Regions from separate parts of the Homo sapiens genome. Here region 2 is linked to region 1. Evidence: read pairs that join two places in POLR2A ChIA-PET (ENCODE). Cell type or tissue: Panc1. All regions are shown on one strand.

Evidence for each region. ChIA-PET counts read pairs that join two places held together with the same protein. Peaks named below come from ENCODE experiments on the same cell type or tissue, not always from the same donor. Only the 100,000 strongest peaks of a DNase experiment are listed, where the experiment ranks them.
Region 2: POLR2A ChIA-PET joins it to region 1 with 7 read pairs; 2 of 35 experiments call an interaction of 5 or more read pairs at or near these places.

Annotation. Positions count from the first base shown.
Region 1 is chr14:76,681,608-76,684,107 of GRCh38, forward strand. No RefSeq gene overlaps it. Among named protein-coding and RNA genes, the nearest start is that of VASH1, 79 kb to the right of the region's middle. In Panc1, no CTCF peak of the experiment used is centred here; no DNase peak of the experiment used is centred here.
Region 2 is chr14:76,966,062-76,968,561 of GRCh38, forward strand. It overlaps the pseudogene RN7SL356P and the pseudogene RPLP1P1. Among named protein-coding and RNA genes, the nearest start is that of LINC01629, 7.7 kb to the left of the region's middle. In Panc1, no CTCF peak of the experiment used is centred here; no DNase peak of the experiment used is centred here; H3K27ac peaks cover 1,930 bases.

The sequences.
Region 1 (2,500 bases):
TACATACTTTTTTGGTTTGTCTGGTTTTGAATTTTATGTAAATGGGACAATACAGTATTATTATTCTAAGACATGATTTTTTTACTTGACCATATGTTTTTGAGAATGATCTCTGTTCATATACACAGTTACAGTTTATTAGTTTTTAGTGGTATGTAGTTTTCTGTTGTATGAACATATCCTAACGTATAGAGCTATTTTACCATTGATAACTATTCCATTCTTTTCCATTTTTGTTATTATAAACTAAGACACAATGAAAATTCTTCTATAAGACTCCTGGTAAATATGTCTCCTGCAAGAGGAACTCTTGGATTGTTGCTGAATGCAATTGGCTTGAATATTGATTTTGTGTCCATTAACTGTGCTAAATACTCTTATTAATTCTAAATTTGTATCTGTAAAAAGTTTGGTATTTTTTATAGACATCTGTATCATTTGAAAATGGTGGTAACTTTTTTTCAAATTTTATATACATGTTTTTCTTATCTTACCACAATTATTAAGACTTCTAATATGATATTGTATGTAAGTGATGGTAACTAACATTTACATCTAATTCCTGACCTTAAACAGAATGCTTTCAACATTTTACCACTAAGTATGCTTTGTACTTTTCTGAAAATATATAATTAATTTCCCTCTGTTAGGTTAAAGATGATTCCTTCTATCCATCATTTGCTAAAAGTTTTTTATCATGATCTAATTTTTAATATTGCCAACAGTTCTTCACTTAAAAAAATTGTATGTTTATTCCACCTTTAATCTGTTACTATAATGCATTACCTTATTCAGTGGTCTAACATTAAACCAACTTTGCATTCTTACGATAAGCCTAACTGGTCATTATCTGTGTTAATGCATATAGCTAGAATTAGTTTGTATTAAAGTATAGTATTTCAAATTGTCTCAAAGCCTTTTAGTCCTAGCCAGCAGTGCTTTTGCCAATGCAGTTCTCATAAAGACTTTGTGGGTTTCCAGTTTATCTGATTCTGGTCAGCTTCACGCCATAGAGCCACATTTAAAATTCTTTCCTAGATAGCCTCTTGCTAATTTTGGCAAACTAAATCCCTTTTATCTAGTAGAGAGGATCTACTAGGAGCCACCATAAATCTTATCAAGGTCTTATCTAAGGATCCCACAGTTACGCTCTTAATTCTTTACCCTGAGGCCATTACTTACTTTGAAAATAATTTACTGGCTTGAAACACCAGAATTAAGAAGTAGTTTTGGTTTTCAACCCATTACTTTATGACTTCTCTATAGCTACTCTTGTCGCAAACTGAACAATTCTTTCTATAGCTGATCTCTCTCTTCCCATACCTTATCACAGGCAGCTAAAACATTCTAAAACACTTTCAACATTCTTCCGGGAATCACCTTGCCAATGTCCAAGTTTATTAGATTTATTTTCTATTATACAGTTACCATGGGCAACAACAGCTTTGTCAAATGTTACTACTATTCAACACAGATCCTCAATTTCCCAGCCTTCTAGAGCAGTTTCCTCATTACATTCCAGCCTCCACAACTGTTTATTTGCAAATTTTCCAAGCTTTGGAAATAGTTCCCTTGCTGCTTTTCTATCCTCTGTCACTCAGTCCTAAAGACAATGGCTCATGTTTCAGGTTTTTAGTTCAGCAGCACCCCACTTATAGGTGTCAATTTCTCCATCAATCAGCTCATGTTGTATAACAAACCACCTCAAAATTTAGTGGCTTAAAACAACAATCATTTGTTCAGCTCAGAATTTTGTGGATCCATAATCTGGGCTGTATTTAGCCAATAGGTTCATCTGCTGGTGTGGGCTGGGCTCACTCATGCTTCTACAGCCAGCTGCTGGTCAGCTGGATGGCTTGTTTCCAATGCTTACCTGGCTGGCCCTTTGGGCATAGAGACAATTGAGCCCTACATCTATCATTGAAAGACAAGCCAACACAGGCTTCTTCACATGGCAGCCATGGCAAGGGTCTCTAGAACAATAAGAGAGAAAGACTGAATGCACAGGTGCCGTTCACATTTCTGCTTATGTCTTATTTGCTAATGTCCTACTGACAATAAGGATTACAACATGCTTTCTTGATTCATCCCTTTTCTCTCTGTCCATTTATTTTCCTTTTTTCAGCTTTAGAGGTATGATTGACAAAAATTGTATATATTTAAGTAAAATGTTAGTATTAATTATAGTCACTATGCTATATGTTAGGTATCTAGAACTAATTCATCTTATAACTGCAAATTTGCATCTTTTGACCAGCATTTCCCATTTCCCCCACCTCTTTCCTGGAAACCATCATTGTACTCTGTGTCTCTGAGTTCTACTTTTTTATGTATAAGTGAAATCATGCAACGTTTGTCTTCCTGTGCCTAGCTTATTTCATCTAAATGTGATATATTTCATTTAAAATGTGATATATATATGTATATATGTACATGTATATACATATATATATCACATTTTAAAAATCCATTCATCCCTTGATGGATACTTGGTTTGTTT
Region 2 (2,500 bases), 280 kb after region 1:
CAAACTGTTAATAGTGGTTACCCTATAGAAGGGGAGTAGGAAGGTGTGTGTTGGGGTGGAGGATGGTTTGCCAACTGGAAACTCACTCCAGGCTAACATTTATTGCTAGGCACCATTCTAAACTTTGCCAGTAATCCTCTCCCTAGAGGCTGAGGAAGACCACTTCTTCAAGCCCTATTTAATAGACAGCGTGGCCAGGCATGGTTGCTCACGCCTGTAATCCCACCACTTTGGGAGGCCGAGGCAGGTGGATCACCTGAGGTCAGGAGTTCGAGACCAGCCTGGCCAACGTGGTAAAACCTCTTCTCTACTAAAAATACAAAAAAAATTAGCTGGGCTTGGTGGCGGGCACCTGTAGTCCCAGCTACACGGGAGGCTGAGGCAGGAGAATTGCTTGAATCCAGGAGGCAGAGGTTGCAGTAAGCCAAGGTCGCACCACTGCACTCCAGCCTGGGTGACAGAGCGAGACTCTGTCTCAAAAAAAAAAAAAAAAAAAAAAAAAAAGAGGAAAGAAAAATGAAAGAAAGAAAGAAAAATTAGCTGGGTGTGGTGGCGTACGCCTGTAGTCCCAAGTCCCAGCTACTCGGGAGGCTGAGACAGGAGAATCGCTTATCACTGGAGTCCAGGAGGCAGAGAGTGCAGTGATATCTCACCATTGTACTCCAGCCTGGGTGACAGAGAGAGACATAGTCTCAGAAAACGGAAAAAAAAAAAAAGAGAGATGGGGAAATGGAAGATATAGGGGTTACATCACCTGCTCAAAATTATGCTGCAAGTAAGTGGTGACACTGGGATTTGAACTGAGACAGTCTAGCTTCAGGTGGCCGCATCCTTCCCACTGCATTCTCCTGCCTCTCTAGCTCCCTCAGTGGGCTGCTGGGTCCCAGGCCTTGGGCTGGCATGGATAATCCCTTCATGCTCCCCTTGTCACTAAACCCCCCCACCTCACCTGCCAACACACACACAACCACCTGGAGCCCCTGCCAGTGTTTCCTCTTCCTCCCACTTGGCATGTTGAAGACCAGAATCACTCCCCTTTCACTCCCCACTTCATCCCACCTGGGAAAACAGGACCCTGCCGGCCAACTCAGAGCCCCACAGGGTTGCATTTTAGGTACCGTTTACATTTTCTTTAAGCCCTGTTCACATTCTCCATTCACATTGGGAAAAATATAAAGGGTTAGTATCCCCAGCATTGATGAGGTTCTAAGGCAGAGGGTACGCAGGTGGGACTACAGCGCTTTTTGGGGGACATTTGGATAAAATCCATCCCATTGCCGGGCGCAGTGGCTCATGCCTGTAATCCCAGCACTTTGTGAGGCTGAGGTGGGCGGATCGCTTGAGGTCAGGAGTTGGAAACCAGCTGGCCAACGTGACAAAACCCCATCTCTACTAAAAATACAAAAATTAGTTGGGTGTGGTGGCGGGCGCCTGTAATCCCAGCTACTCAGGAGGCTGAGGCATGACAATTGCTTGAACCCGGGAGGCGGAGGTTGCAGTGAACGGAGATTGTGCCACTGCACTCCAGCCTGGGGGATACAGTAAGACTCTCTTTTTTGAGATGCGTTTCTCTCTTTCACCCAGGCTGGAGCGCAGTGGTGCGGATCTTGGCTCACTGCAACCTCAGCCTCCCAGGTTCAAGCAATTCTCATGCCCCAGCCTCCCGAGTAGCTGGGATTACAGGCACATGCCACCATGCCCGGCTAATTTTTGTATGTTTAGTAGAGATGGGGTTTCACCATGTTGTCCATCCTGGTCTCAAACTCCCGACCTCAGGTGATCCACCCGCATCAACCTCCCTAAGTGCTGGAATAATAGGCATGAGCCACCGTGGTCAGCCGAGAATGCACATACTCTCTCCATTCTTCCTCCATGCGTACGCCCATTTCTGCCTTGGTTGCCCACCTCTGACCACAATCCAGAACTAACCACTCCACTTTTAGGAAAGTATCCTACAGAAATAGCTCAACAAGTACACTGGCTACAGCATTCCTGTAAATGGTCAGAGGCCATGGAACTCCAACAGCTGCCAAAAGGAAAAAAGTAGCTCTGGGCCAGGCATGGCGGCTCACACTTGTAATCCCAGAGCTTTGGAAGGCCAAGGCAGGAGAATTGCTTGAGGCTAGGAGTTCGAGACCAGTCTGGGCAACATATTGAGAACCTGTCTGTGCAAAAAAAATTTAAAAATTAGCGAAGTGTGGTGGTGTGTGCCTATAGTCCCAGCTACTTGGGAGGCTGAGGTGGGAGGATCACTTGAGCCCAGGAGTTTGAGGTTACAGCGAGCTGTGATAGCATCACTGCACTCCAGCCTGGGTGACAGAGTGAGACCCTGACTCAAAAACAAAAGTAACTCTGACTTAGGAACAGGCACAGAGGAGATCATGGTACACTGTTGATAAAACAATTTGCAGAATAATTTGTAGAATACGACCCAAGTTTTTTAAAACAATAAAAACAAAACACACAACATAAGCATATAGAAAATTGCCTGAGCTTTCCT